Regions from separate parts of the Homo sapiens genome. Here region 2 is linked to region 1. A link is an interaction called in ENCODE POLR2A ChIA-PET data of the cell type or tissue named here. Cell type or tissue: GM12878. All regions are shown on one strand.

Region 1 (8,000 bases):
CTAGGCGAAGGTTCCCAACCCTCAATTCTTGACTTCTACGCATCCACAGGCTCAACACCATGTGGAAGCTACCAAGGCTTGGGGATTCCACCCTCTGAAGCCACAGCCCAAGCTATATGTTAGCCCCTTTCAGCCACAGCTGGAGTGGCTGGGACACAGGGCACAAAGTCCCTAGGCTGCACACAGCACAGGGACCCCAGGCCACTTTTTCCTTCTGGTCCTCTAGGCCTGTGATGGGAGGGACTGCCGTGAAGGTCTCTGACATGGCCTGGAGACATTTCTCCATGTTCTTGGGTATTAACATTAGGCTCCTTGCTACTTATGCAAATTTCTGCAGCTGGCTTGAATTTCTCTCCAGAAAGTGGATTTTTCTTTTCTACTGCATTGTCAGGCTGCAAATTTTCTGAACTTTCATGCTCTGTTTCCCTTTTTAAATGGAATGCTTTTAACAGCACCCAAGTCACCTTTTGAATGCTTTGCTGCTTAGGAATTTCTTCCGCCAGATACCCTAAATCATCTCTCTCAAGTTCCAAGTTCCACAGATCTCCAGGGCAGGGATAAAATGCTGCAAGTCTCTTTGCTAAAACATAACAAGAGTCACCTTTGCTCTGGTCCCCAACAAGTTCCTCATCTCCATCTGAGACCACCTCAGCCTGGACCTTATTGTTCATATCACTGTCAGCATTTTTGTCAAAGCCATTCAACAAGTCTCTAGGAGGTTCCAAACTTCCCCACATTTTCTTGTCTTCTTCTGAGCTCTCCAAACTGTTCCAACCTCTGCCTGTTACCCAGTTCCAAAGTTGCTTCCACATTTTTGAGTATCTTTTCAGCAACACCCCACTCTCGGTACCAATTTACTGTATTAGTCCATTTTCATGCTGCTGATAAAGACATACCCAAGACTGGAAAGAAAAAGAGGTTTAATTGAACTTACAGTCCCACGTGGCTGAAGAGGCCTCAGGATCATGGTGGGAGGCAAAAGGTATTTCTTACATGGCAGTGGCAAGAGAAAATGAGGAAGAAGCAAAAGCAGAAACCCCTGATAAACCCATCAGATCTCATGAGACTTATTCACTATCATGAGAATAGCATGGGAAAGACCAGCCCACGTGATTCAATTACCTCCCCCTAGGTCACTCCCGCAACATGTGGGAATTCTGGGAGATATAATTCAGCTGAGATTTGAATGGGGACACAGCCAAACCATATCAAAAATTAACATACAAAAATCAGTAGCATCTTTATATACAAACAACAAACTAGCTGAAAAATAAATCAAGAAAGCAACCTCATTTACAATAAGTACACACACATACACACACACACTCTACCTAGGAATGCATTTAATCTAGGAGGTGAAAGACATCTACAAAGAAAACTGTAAAACAGTGATGAAAGAAATTGAAGGGGACACAAAAAAATGAAAAGAAATTCCATGTTCAGAGACTGAGAAAATTAATATTGTTAAATGACTGTACTACCCAAAGAAATATACACTGCAATCCCTATTAGAACAGCAATGACATTCTTCAGTGAAATAGAAAAACACAACACTAAAATTTTTATGAGACATAAGTAATCCTAAGCCAAAGTAATCCTAAGCAAAGGAATAAAGCTGGTGGCATCATACTACCAGACTTCAAAACATACTACAAAGCTATAGTAACCAAAATGGCAAGGTACTGGTATAAAAACACACACATAGAACAATGGAACAGAATTGCTCACTGAGAACAATTCTGAGGATCCAGAAATGAATCCATGTATCTATAGCCAACTGCTTTTGACAAAGGCACCAAGAATATTCATAGGGGAAAAGACAGTCTCTACAATAAATGGTGCTGGGAAAACTGGATATCCATATGCAGAAGAATGAACCTAGACCCCCACATCTCACCTATACACAAACCAACCCTAAATGAATTAAACACCTAAAAGTAAGACCCAAAACTATAAAACTACTAGAAGAAAATAAAGAGGAAATGCTTCAGGACATTAGTCTGGGAAAAGACTTTATGAATGAGACCTCAAAAACACAAGACACAAAAGCAAAAATAAATAGAATGATATCAAACTAAAAAGCTTCTGGGTAGCGAAAAAGAAAAACAATCAACAGAGTGAAAAGATAATCTACAAAATGATAGGAAATATTTACAAACAATTCATCTGACAGATGATTAATATCCAGAATACACAAGAAACTCAAACATCTCAAAAGCAAGAAAAAAAAAATCCAATTAAAACATGGGCAAATGATCCAAACAGAAAAGATGTACAGTTGGCCAACAAATATATGAAAAAATGCTCAGCATCACTAATCATCAGAGAAATGCAAATGAAAACTACAATGAGATATTGTCTATCATCCCAGTTAGGATGGCTATTATCAAAAAGACAAAAAATAACAAATGCAGGTAAGGAGGTAGAGAAAAACGAACTTTTTTTTTTTTTTTTTTGAGACAGAGCCTTGCTCTATCACCCAGGCTGGAGTACGGTGGTGCAATCTCAGCTCACTACAAACTCTGCCTCCTGGGTTCAAGCAATTCTTTTGTCTCAGCCTCCCTAGTAGCTGGGACTACAGGCACATACCACCATGCCTGGCTAATTTTCGTAAAGGAACTATTTACAAAAAAAAACTCTTTATAGCCACTATGGAGAACAGTATGTAAGTTCCTCAGAAAACTACAAATGGAACTACTGTTTGATCCAGTAATCCCATTACAGGGCATTTATCCAAAGGAAAAGAAATGAATATATCACAGAGATATCAGCACTCCTATGTTTATTGCACCACTATTTACAATAGCCAAGATAAGGAATCAACCAAAATGTTTAACAACAGATGAATGGATAAAGAAAATATGGTATATACATGAGATGAAATACTATCCCCCCATTACAAATAATGAAATCCTGTCTTTCATGGCAACATGGATGAAACTGGCAGACATTCTGTTAAGTGAAATAAGCCAGGAACAGACAGAAACACCACGTGTTCTTACTTAAGTGTGGAAGCTAAAAAATGATGATCTCAGAGAAGTAAAAAGTGGAACAGAGGTTACCAGAGGCTGGGAAGAATAGTCAGAACAGGGGGATAGAGAAAGATTTGTTAAAGAATACAAAATTACAGGTAGATAGGAAGAATAAATTCTAGTGTTCTGTGACACTGTAGGATGACTATAGTTAACAATATTATGTTTTTTCAAACAGCAAGAAGAGAGGATATTGACTGTTTCCAACACAAAGAAATAATAAATGTTTGAGATGATGGATGTGCTAATTACCCTGATCTGATCACTCAACATTGTATGTATCAAAACGTCACTATGTACCTTATAAATATGTGCAATTATGTGTCAATTTAAAAATAAAATTTTGTTAAGAGATGATTCTAAGATTTGGGGGTCTAAGACTCCAGGATTTTAGGACTGGTGAGTGCTCAGGTGCTGAGATCCTCACACATGAGTCCTTGCTGCTAGGAGAAGGTTGTCAGAAGCCTCCCTTGGCTGGGAGTAGGTTATCCTCTTCCTGCCCACCTCCCCCAGTGCTGTGTGAATGTAGCTCTTTGTGGCTTAGAGAATGTAAATTTTCATTTTGCATTTCCAGTGTCACATGCTTACCTTATCAGCATGTTCCAGTTTTCAGAATAAATATTTGGAGATGAAAAATAAAGATCATAATGCTTAATATGCCAAATTGACTGAGCCCCGTCTATGTGCCTAGCACTAAGCTAGTTACTTTGCACATGTCACGTTTTTTACCTATTACATGTAGTAATATTACTCCCATGTTACAAGTATAGAAATAGGCTATAGTAGAACTTGACTCCCAACCCAAATCAGTTTGGCTTTACAATTTACAATTTGGCTTAACCTCTATACTTCACTGCTTTCCCAAAGACAGCTACAGGGAAACCTGAAAATAATGAAAGAGAAAAAAAAAAAAAAAAAAAAAAAGCAAAAACTGGCCAGGCCCAGTGGCCCTTGTCTGTAATTCCAGCTATGCGGGAGGAGTGCTTGAGCCCAGGACTTAAAGGCTACACGCAGTGAGCTAGGATTGCACCACTGCACTCCTGCCCAGTAAGACCCTGTCTAAAAAAAAAAAAAAAAAAAAAAAAAAAATACTGACCCTAGGTTCACACTGTTCAACCTCATTCAGATTTGTGACTGGTTTTGTCATGCACCTTCTAGCACCATTTCAGTGTTTCCTCTCTCTAGTCCATAGAATTGATGGTATTTACTGCTCTAGTTTTCAAGGATGGCGTTTACTTCAGTAAGTAAATCAATTACTTCATTAAGAAAATCCTTAGAGCATCAGGGGGCTCAGCAGTAAGAAAGGGTTAACAGCCTCAGGAAGGGCTAAGCTCCCACACCGCAGGTGGTGTCAGAAGAACAGGAATAATGAGGCTGGGGAATGCCCACCCTCCGGAAGCTTTTCTGTACATCTAAATAGAGCAGAAAGTAAACGTTGACAAGAGGAAACTGTCAGGTAAATTAATTTGAAAAGTGCAGGTTTTGTTTTCTTTTCCTTTCAATGGGTGAGAATTCAAAGCATAAGGCAGGAGAACGAGTTAAAAATACTATGACTAGTATGACAGTAGCCAACTGATGCTTGCACAATAGAAAGGGCATCATGGGTTACACAAGAGGATTGTAAAAAATGTGCAAAAAAATAAGAGGACAGGGGCAGGAATGGCTGATCAAACACACTAACACCATGGGATCTTCAAAGGTTCAAAATATAACCACATTGTGACATTATAAAATAACTATATAGGATTCCAAAACATGAAGGTTTTTAAATAAAAGTATTTGTCCCTTAGGGTAAAGTCAGACATCCTTATCTTGGCTTGCATAGCCCTCTACAGTTTATCTCCCAAGCCTCATCCCTTCTACTGCCATGAACGACAACTTTGCAGAACCTCCTGAATTACTTTCATTTGTTGTCAGGCCCTCACTCTTTCTTCCAGGCCCTTACTTCTCTTCTCTGACACCTAAGTTCAGGCAGGGTCTCCTAGTTACACCTTCTGACAACTCTATGCTAATGTATTATCCTATAAATATTAAATAACATCTGTTTCCTGCTAGAATCTACTCTCCAAGGGCAGGGTCCATATCTGCTTTGTTTATTGCTATATTGTCAACTATGGTACAGTTATGAATAATTGAATGAATGCTGGTGGACATCTGGGTTCCAAACCGTCCAACTGAATGATATATAAGGCAACAATTGCTTCTTCAGTTTATGTATCAGTCAGGGTTTGACATGAAAAACAGAACCAGCAGAAAATTTTTGTTTGTTTGTTTTTGTTTTTTAATATATCCATTTATTTTTTACAAAGAATTATCTTACACAACTGTAGGAGCTGGCTAAGCAGGCCTGACATCCACAAGGCAGGTAATCAGAAAGGGAAAGCCATAAGCAGGCTAGACTACCACAAGGATGAGCTCAGTGATGAGGATGTCATGCAGAAGTCAGGGCTCTTTGTCATGGAGCTGTACACATACACTTAACCCAAGAGTCAGTGAAATTGGAAGTAGATACATCTGAAAAGTAAAGGAATTATAAACTAGCTGCTGCTTCACACCAACAAGGCAAATCAGCAGATCAGCAACAACATGAGTGTTTTTGTCCCAAAACGTAGAAAAGTTCTACAACTTTCCTTCTGCTCTACTACTTGGAATCTCCGACCTCAGGGAGAGTATAGATCAAGCTTATCCAAACCACTTTATTTTGTAGTTGTTGTTCTGTTTGTTTTTGTTTTAGGCTTTTAGCAACCTGAAGCCATAGTTTTTAGTTTCCGTCTCTAGTAATAAGCAGAAAAGAGGGATGAGGAAGGGGCTTTTCTGGCCCAATGAGAAACAGAAACTAAGAACCCATGACTGTACTCTCTCCCTTAGACACCCCTGGTCTAGACTCTCTTTTAAAAAGCTTTTAACTGATTAAGTCACATAGAATAATATCTCTTTTGACTAATTTAAAGTCAACTGATTAGGGACTTTACAGCTGCAAAATCCCTTCACAGCAGCACCTAGATTAGTGTTTCAATAATTAGGAGAAGGTACGTGCGTGCTACAAAATAGCTGCTGCCTCACTTCCATCTTCCAATTTTTGCAAGAGACTCTCCCTTGTAGACCACCCTAGTCAGAAACATACTAGAAAAGGAGCTCTGGGGGATGTGATTTATCCAAGCCAAAGCAGACACACCACGAAACCATCACAGGTCACATCATATAACTACCTCTTTAACCTTGAATGAAAGAAATTAATAAAAGAAACCAGTGATATTCAGAAGTAAGGGGAACCACTTTGTTATAGAAATAGTGCTGATTCTGCAGATGCAAAGGAAAAGAACAAATCTGGATAGGAGGGCAGAGCTAACAACCTTAGAGGAGCATGCTTCCAAGAAGTAGAGGAGGTATAGGGGAGCTCTCAGAGCAAACATGGAAGTGATAAGCATGTATTCCTATCAAAGATGGGGAAACTTCATTCCAAGACAAGCTGGAATGTTGGTGTTTACCAATAAACGCTTGTTAAATGAACTGATAAATCAATGAACCAATGAATAAATGCTGCCTTAAGCTTAAGCCCTGTGCTAAACTACAGAGGTATGGTGATATCTTAGTCTGTTCAGGCTACTATAACAAAATACCTTAAATGGGTAATTTATAAATAACAGAAATGTATTGCTTACAGTTCTGGAGAGTGGAAAGTCTAGGATCAAGGTAACAGCAGACTTGGTGTCTGGACTTGCTCTATGCTTCAAAACTGGTGCCTTCTTGTTATATTACCAAATGGCAGTAAGGGCAAGGCACCTCTTTTAAGAGGGCACTGTGATGGTTAATACTGAGTGTCAATTTGATTGGATTGAAGGATGCAAAGGATTAATCCTGGGTGTGTCTGTGAGGGTGTTGCCAAAGGAGATTAACATTTGAGTCAGTGGGCTGGGAAAGGTAGACCCACCCTTAATCTGGGTGGGCACCATCTAATCAGCTGCCAGTGTGGCCAGAATATAAAGCAGGCAGAAAAATGTGAAAAGGCTAGACTGACCTAGCCTCCCAGCCTAAATCTTTCTCCACTGCTGGATGTTTCCTGCCTTTGAACATTGAATTCCAAGTTCTTCAGCTTTGGCACTTGGACTGGCTTCCTCGTTCCTCAGCTTGCAGACAGCCTGGTATGGGACCTCATGATCGTATAAGTTAATACTACTTAACAAACTCATATATATATATATATATATATATATATATATATATATATGAATGTGTTTTATATATATATATATGAATGTGTTTTATATATATATATGAATGTGTTTTTTATATATATATATATATCCTATTACATATCCTTAACAAACTCATATATATATATATATATATATATATATATATATATGAGTTTGTTTTATATATATATATCCTATTAGTTCTGTCCCTCTAGAGAACCCTGACTAACACAGGCACTGATCCATGACTTAATCACTTCCCAAAAGGACTCACCTCTTCATACTATCACATTGGGTATTAGTTCCAACATATGAATTTGAGGGGGACACTAACATTTAGACAATAGCAGGTGGTAAAAAAGACACATTGTCCTCACCTTATGGAGGTTCCCTAAGGGTGGAAGGGATGGAAGATATACAAGGATTAAACAGTTCAAGCTACAGGACAAGGGTTGTCTTAAGAAAGATGGCTTGACTGAGAGAAAGCAAATTGGTGTTCTTCAGTCTTTTCATGGGTGCTAGATACTTCCTTGTTGCCATTTCTGCATTGCCAGAGCCACACACACACACACACAGAACACAATAGACTTTGTACAGCTTCCAGTGCAAAATTAGAAACCAGAGCTCAATATCTAGTTGACAGTGACAATATGGTTATTAGAAAAGCCTAAGTATGACATGTCTTGAATAATCAATGATTGAATCATGTGCCTTTAAGCTTAGCTTATGCCAAATGCCTCCAGGAAAGGTTATTTAAAAAAAAAAAAACTCA
Region 2 (8,000 bases), 390 kb after region 1:
AGGCTGGAGTGCAGTGATGTGATCATGGCTCACTGCAGCCCCCACCTCCCAGGCTCAAGTGATCCTCCCACCTCAGCCTCCTGAGTAGCTGGAATAACAGGTGCATGCCATCACACCCCAGCTAATTTTTGTATTTTTTGTAGAAATGTCACCATGTTGCCCAGGATGGTCTTGAACTCCTGGGCTCAAGTGATCCACCTGCCTCAGTCTCCCAAAGTGCAAGGATTACAGGTGTGAGCCATCACACCCAGCCAAATGTAAACATTTTTATTACTGATTTGTATTATAGAATGTGGTAGGATTTGCCATTAAAGAAATTAACACTTAAATGTTTACATCTCATGCATACTTCACTGAGTTCCTGAGGTATTATAGGTTTTTTTAAAACTATTGTGCTTTAGTTTTTGTTCTTAATATTGCCTTTATTATATTTGAATAGGAAATAAATTCCATTTTTTCTGAGTTATAGACAGTTACTAATTATTCAAGTGCAAAAAAGGATGAAAATTCAAGAGTTTCCAAAATTTTTACTGTATTAGAAAATAAATAACTAATTGAATCATTTGATGTCAAGTTGAGTAAAATATTTTAGATACTTTTAATTTTTTAAATCTATTTTAAGACTCAAATTATTTTAGATATTCATCTTGGAATTTATTGGACTTTTTGATGCACTTTTACTCCCATATTGCAAGACCTTTTTCTTTGGTTTTATGAGCTGTGAAAAACCCCCTTCTATAACTTGAAAAAAGAAGAATGAATAGTCTATCTTTATTGCTCCTGTCTTAACATCATTTGTGAGGCAATCTCAAAATGGTTACGGAAATACCTCTTACTTAAGAGTTTTCACTTGTTAAATGTCCTCAGGCAAGAACCATGCTTCAGCTAAGGCAAGAAGATAGGTTATGTAAAAAGGCTGGGGATGTGGGAGAGTTTGTTATCCAAATTGCATGGTGGAAAGGTTTGTGGGATAAAACGTTGGGAAAAGGAAGAAGCATTGAGCAGTTACAAAGATGAGAACACAGGAAAGGATAGACAGGTAAAGGAAAGGATATTACGGTTAGTGACCAAGGATGATAGGTTTTAGCAGCAATACTTGCTGTGAAAAATGTTTTAGCATTTCTCTTGTGGATGGAGTTAGGGAATACTCAGTTAAGCCATGGTTTTAGAGTACTTCTAAGGTAGTTCTAGTCACTGGTGGATTAGGAAGTCTTTCTCGAGGAGGCAGGTTTCATCTAGATTGATGGGATGGACTCTTGGAATAGCGCCTAGGGTTGAGCCTTTAAGGGAGTGGATATAGGCTGCATGACAGAGTAAAAGATCCCATAGACTTGCTTCAACTAAAGGAAGCAACTGCATTTGTATCCTGAAACAGATAACTTTATAGGTACATGATTAATATCACATCACAGTTAATATATTTTTAGTTTAGAATTTTTCAGGATGGTAAGGGTGAAAAAAATGGGTGTACTTACTCTACTTTAGGAGAGACTGTTACATATTGACCTTTAAAAATCTGTTTTGTGTATAATTGAGACATATAACGTGATGTTTTGACACACATGTAAATAGTGAAATGATCACTACAGTCAAGCAAATTAATGTAATCCATTATCTTGAATAGTTAACCTTTCTTGTGTGTATGGTTAAAATACCTAAAATCTATTCTTTTAGTAAATTTCCAGTATACCAATATATAACTAACTATAGTCCTCATGCTGTTTACAGTGACTATTTTATATAAAACATGAAACACTGAATATTGAGCCCTATGATATACTTTACCTTAGACATAGCAAAGTTGCTAGCATTCCTGTGACTGAGCAGTTAAAGGGTTACAGAAACTGACTGTGTGTCTTATTTCATTGAAGGACTATTGGAAATGCACTTCATGCAATGAAATGAATCCCCCCCTTCCATCACATTGCAACAGATGTTGGGCCCTTCGTGAGAATTGGCTTCCTGAAGATAAAGGGAAAGATAAAGGGGAAATCTCTGAGAAAGCCAAACTGGAAAACTCAACACAAGCTGAAGAGGGCTTTGATGTTCCTGATTGTAAAAAAACTATAGTGAATGATTCCAGAGAGTCATGTGTTGAGGAAAATGATGATAAAATTACACAAGCTTCACAATCACAAGAAAGTGAAGACTATTCTCAGCCATCAACTTCTAGTAGCATTATTTATAGCAGCCAAGAAGATGTGAAAGAGTTTGAAAGGGAAGAAACCCAAGACAAAGAAGAGAGTGTGGAATCTAGTTTGCCCCTTAATGCCATTGAACCTTGTGTGATTTGTCAAGGTCGACCTAAAAATGGTTGCATTGTCCATGGCAAAACAGGACATCTTATGGCCTGCTTTACATGTGCAAAGAAGCTAAAGAAAAGGAATAAGCCCTGCCCAGTATGTAGACAACCAATTCAAATGATTGTGCTAACTTATTTCCCCTAGTTGACCTGTCTATAAGAGAATTATATATTTCTAACTATATAACCCTAGGAATTTAGACAACCTGAAATTTATTCACATATATCAAAGTGAGAAAATGCCTCAATTCACATAGATTTCTTCTCTTTAGTATAATTGACCTACTTTGGTAGTGGAATAGTGAATACTTACTATAATTTGACTTGAATATGTAGCTCATCCTTTACACCAACTCCTAATTTTAAATAATTTCTACTCTGTCTTAAATGAGAAGTACTTGGTTTTTTTTTTTCTTAAATATGTATATGACATTTAAATGTAACTTATTATTTTTTTTGAGACCGAGTCTTGCTCTGTTACCCAGGCTGGAGTGCAGTGGCGTGATCTTGGCTCACTGCAAGCTCTGCCTCCCGGGTTCGCACCATTCTCCTGCCTCAGCCTCCCAATTAGCTTGGCCTACAGTCATCTGCCACCACACCTGGCTAATTTTTTGTACTTTTAGTAGAGACAGGGTTTCACCGTGTTAGCCAGGATGGTCTCGATCTCCTGACCTCGTGATCCGCCCACCTCGGCCTCCCAAAGTGCTGGGATTACAGGCATGAGCCACCGCGTCCGGCCTAAATGTCACTTAGTACCTTTGATATAAAGAGAAAATGTGTGAAAGATTTAGTTTTTTGTTTTTTTGTTTGTTTGTTTGTTTGTTTGTTTTGAGATGAGTCTCTCTGTCGCCCAGGCTGGAGTGCAGTGTCATGATCTAGCAGTCTCCGCTTCCCGGGTTCAAGCCATTCTCCTGGCTCAGCCTCTGGAGCAGCTGGGATTACAGGCATGCACCACCATGCCCAGCTAATTTTTGTATTTTTAGTAGAGATAGGGTTTCACCATGTTGGCCAGGCTGGTCACGAACTCCTGACCTCAAGTGAGGTCACCCGCCTCGGCCTCCCGAAGTGCTGGGATTGCAGATGTGAGCCACCATGTCCAGCCAAGAATTAGTATTTAAATTTTAGATACTCTTTTTTTTTTTTTTTTTTTTTTTTTTTGAGACAGAGTCTTGCTCCATCACCCATGCTAGAGTGCAGTGGAGTGATCTCGGCTCACTGCAACTTCCGCCTTCTGGGTTCAAGCTATTCTCCTGCCTCAGCCTTCCAAGTAACTGGGATTACAGGCATGTACCACCATACCAGCTGATTTTTTTGTATTTTTAGTAAAGACAGGGTTTCACCATGTTAGCCAGGCTGATCTTGAACTCCTAAACTCAAGTGATCTACTCACCTCAGCCTCCCAAAATGCTGGGATTACAGATGTGAGGCACCTGGCCTCAGATTTTTGATACTCTTAAACCTTCTGATCCTTAGTTTCTCTCTCCAAAATACTCTTTCTAGGTTAAAAAAAAAAAGGCTCTTATATTTGGTGCTATGTAAATGAAAATGTTTTTTAGGTTTTCTTGATTTAACAATAGAGACAGGGTCTCCCTGTGTTGCCCAGGCTGGTCTCGAACTCCTGGGCTCAAGAGATCCTCCTGTCTTGGCCTCGCAAAGTGCTAAGTAGGATTACAGGCGTTAGCCACCACACCCGGCTGTAAAAATGTACTTATTCTCCAGCCTCTTTTGTATAAACCATAGTAAGGGATGGGAGTAATGATGTTATCTGTGAAAATAGCCACCATTTACCCGTAAGACAAAACTTGTTAAAGCCTCCTGAGTCTAACCTAGATTACATCAGGCCCTTTTTCACACACAAAAAAATCCTTTATGGGATTTAATGGAATCTGTTGTTTCCCCCTAAGTTGAAAAACAACTCTAAGACACTTTAAAGTACCTTCTTGGCCTGGGTTACATGGTTCCCAGCCTAGGTTTCAGACTTTTGCTTAAGGCCAGTTTTAGAAACCCGTGAATTCAGAAAAGTTAATTCAGAAATTTGATAAACAGAATTGTTATTTAAAAACTAACTGGAAAGATTGTTAAGTTCTTTCTGAATTATTCAGAAATTATGCATCATTTTCCTTCAAGAATGACAGGGTCAGCATGTGGAATTCCAAGATACCTCTTGACTTCCTCTCAAGCTCCGTGTTTGGTCAGTGGAGGCCCATCCGAGCTCAGCACTGAGAAGTGTTAGTTTCTTTGGGACCCATCTACCCTGACCACATCATGATGTTCATCTGCAGCTGTTGCAAGGTGTTCAGATTGTATAAACATAAATGTCACAAAAACTTTAAAAGAAGTGCAATTCTCAAAAGGTTAGGTGGACTAAAGCATTCTGTAAAGCAACTGCTAATAATGAGCTTACAGTGGATTTGAATTTGAAAAATATAGTAACAAGCCTGTCAAATATCTGCAAGAACTATGGAATAAAACTACTGATGCAGTGAAGACAGTTGAAAAGATCAAACAAATGCCAAGCTATATTTATAATGAACAAATTCAAGAAAAAGGACTACGGAAAGTTCAGGACATCAAAGAAGTCAGGCAAAACTCATCTTGACCCCTGTTGCAGGCAAAGGAACGCAGCTGGAAGAAAAGATGATATAACAGTTAACAGGATGCAGACATGGCAGAGGTTTCCTAAAAATCTCATTATCTATAACCATTTCTATATTTACATTTGAAAATCTCCTTTGGAGACTTAGAACCTCTAAATTATTGACTTATTTTTTATATAAGGTCACTCCGATGAAAGGTGATTACAAAATCATCTACATTGCTGTCTACAAAACAGATAATATGGATGTTTGATCGCATCTCATTGTTAACTCTTTACTGATATGTTTGTAAATACAGAAGTGAAATGTGGACATAAAATAGTTACGCTATTTGGTTAATGGTACTAGACAACATGTAATTAATGACATTCAAAAATTTATGGCTAGTGATATATATAAAGTAAAATTTTCTTTGCAGTAAAATATGCCCTTTATTATAGAAGGGAGGATATAAGGAACCAACAGTTTGTATGAAAATAGCTCAAATAATATCTTTTATTTTGATTTTAATATTTCTTATTTTGGTTTATTAGTGTCTTAGAACAAAATGGCCTTATATAATGAAGCCTAGTTATGCTGGACTGTTTTGATCTCTTTTAATTGTTCTGACAGATAGTTGGGGATGAGAGCCGAATAAGGTTTGCCTGAAATAACTGACACTATATAATTTCTGCTTTGGCAAATACTAAGTTCTAACTTGTCATTCCTGGTAGAACAAGCTTTATTTTTCGAGCCTAGCAATGATCTAGAAGCAGATGTTATCTCAGTGCCTTTTGCAATTTGTTGTGTGGGTTTTTTTTTTTTTAAAGCCACACAATAATTTTGGAAAACAATGTATGGGTAGAACATGTGTCTGTTAATTGCACACAAAACCACTTTTAATGGGTACAGAGTTAAATTTGAAGGAATAAGTTCTAGCTGAAGTATTATGAACTCCAAATAATGCTTTGAGGACCTCCAAAGGTAAAAGTACTAATCCCTTTGGCCATTTATTGAGAGAGAGAGAGAGAGAGAGTAGGGTGACTATAGTTAATGTATTGAATGTTCTTGCTACAAATAAATGATATTTGAGCTGATGGGTGTGCTAATTACACTGATTTGATCAATACCCATTGTATGTGAAACAGTACATACACCATATTTACAATTATGTATTTAACATTTAAAATTTCTAATATAAGTATCTCTCAAACTGTGGATTAACTTCTTGATTTATATTTAAATATGAATCTTAAGCAAAACAGTGAAAATAACCATCTTGATTTAGTGTTTTTCTCCCATATGTGAATTGTATATACTTAGGTGAAGACAATAAAATCAACTGAACTGTAAGCTTAGAATAGGACTGAGGTAATTCTGCACAGCAACTTTACTAATGGTACATTGTTGCTTCAAAACTCTCTCTCTCTCTCTCTGTCTGTCTCAATAAATGGCCAAAGGGATTAGTAGTTTACCTGTGGAGGTCCTCCAAGCATTATTTGGAGTTGATAATACTTCAGCTACAACCAAGCAGAATCTCTTTTTTTTGGAGGTCCTCGAAGCATTATTTGGAGTTGATAATACTTCAGCTTCAATTTGGAGTTGATAATATTTCAGCTAGAACCTAGTAGAATCTGTTTTTTTCCTTTGGAGGTCCTCAAAGCATTATTGGAGTTCATAATACTGAAGCTAGAACCAAGCAGAATCTGTTTTTTTCTGAGGAGTATCGGTAGCATAAATGTGATTATAAACATAGTACACTTGATATATGGAGGCAGTGACAGCTATTTTTACAAAATTTAAATCTGCAAATGGATTCAACATGTTTATGGGTTATTAAAATTGTCTGATTTCTTAGGTTCTTTATAGTACACGTGTTGAAAATAAATGATTAAGAATTGTTTCAAGAATGCAATTATTTGATCTTAAATTTTTATGAGTTGTTAAAATAGAAATTATTTGAATATCATATATTTGGGTAACAAAAGGCACAAGTCTGAATGTGTTTCTTTTTCTGGAATGGCCATGCCTGCCCACTTTAGAAATACAAATATCACTGGGCAGCTTGAAGCAGTTGGGAGCCTCCAATGAGAGCAACTTGAGAGAATGATGTTGCAAGTTAGTAGGAGTAAGAAATGCTGTGTTCTCCCTGTCTTCTCTTAGGTCACATGGCAGCCTGGCCTAAGTGATCGTGAATGGTCTATAAGGGAGGTAGCTGGGACAGGGAGGGGAGTTTGGGCTAGCCACCGTACCACTTGTCAGCGTGAAAAGTAAGATTGTAATTGCCTGTTTAGTTTTCTGCCTCATCTTTGAAAGTTCCACCAAGCTGGGAACCTCTTGATTGTGAGGCACAAATGTAAGTACATCAGAAAAAAACAAAAAAACTGGCTTTAAAGCAGGAGCTTGTGGGCCCCTAAGCCAGACGGGGACTAGCTTTTGGCATTATATAATTAAGATTTTTTAAATCCTTAATAAGGGTTTTATTTTATTTTTATTTATTTTTTGAGACGGAGTCTTGCTCTGTGGCTCAGGCTGGAGTACAGTGGTGCAATCTTGGCTCACTGCAACCTCTGCCTCCTGGCTGTGTTCAAGTGGTTCTGCTTCAGCCTCCCAAGTAGCTGGGGTTAGAGCACCCTGTCACCACGCCCCGCTAATTTTTGTATTTCTAGCAGAGATGAAGTTTCACTATGTTGGCCAGGCTGGGCTCAAACTCCTGACCTCAAGTGATCTGCCCGCCTTGGCCCCCCAAAGTGCTGTGATTACAGGCGTGAGCCGCCACGCCCAGCCTAATAAGGGTTTTAAAGATAATTAGTGTGTAGGTCTGTAGGCTTATGATGGTAACCACAAGTTGTTAATGGCATTGTGAAAAGTTTTTAGTTGCGCTTTATGGGTGGATGCTGAATTACATTTTGATTTGATACTTATAAAAAGAAAAAGTATTTCTTCAGCTTAAAAAATTGTTTAAAAGTTTGTGATCATATTGTCTACCATGTAGCCAGCTTTCAATTATATGTAAGAGGGACTTTTTGACATTTACAAATAATACTTTGAGGTAGATATCTGAAAGCACCAGCACTTGGAAGGTGTTCAGAAGTAACAAATTATAAAATGAGCTAACAAAC

The links. ChIA-PET counts read pairs that join two places held together with the same protein. Peaks named below come from ENCODE experiments on the same cell type or tissue, not always from the same donor. Only the 100,000 strongest peaks of a DNase experiment are listed, where the experiment ranks them.
Region 2: POLR2A ChIA-PET joins it to region 1 with 12 read pairs; 2 of 35 experiments call an interaction of 5 or more read pairs at or near these places.

The regions. Positions count from the first base shown.
Region 1 is chr12:68,443,058-68,451,057 of GRCh38, forward strand. All of the region lies in intron 1 of LINC02384 (long intergenic non-protein coding RNA 2384), which reads right to left. Among named protein-coding and RNA genes, the nearest start is that of LINC02384, 4.4 kb to the right of the region's middle. RefSeq lists a silencer at 4,212-4,506. In GM12878, no CTCF peak of the experiment used is centred here; DNase peaks (open chromatin) are centred at 4,495 and 7,876; H3K4me3 peaks cover 835 bases; H3K27ac peaks cover 834 bases.
Region 2 is chr12:68,837,403-68,845,402 of GRCh38, forward strand. MDM2 (MDM2 proto-oncogene) reads left to right here. Exons shown (of 11, transcript NM_002392.6): 11 at 1,872-8,000. The coding sequence ends at 2,447. It also overlaps a transcript of CPM not described here. Among named protein-coding and RNA genes, the nearest start is that of MDM2, 33 kb to the left of the region's middle. In GM12878, no CTCF peak of the experiment used is centred here; no DNase peak of the experiment used is centred here.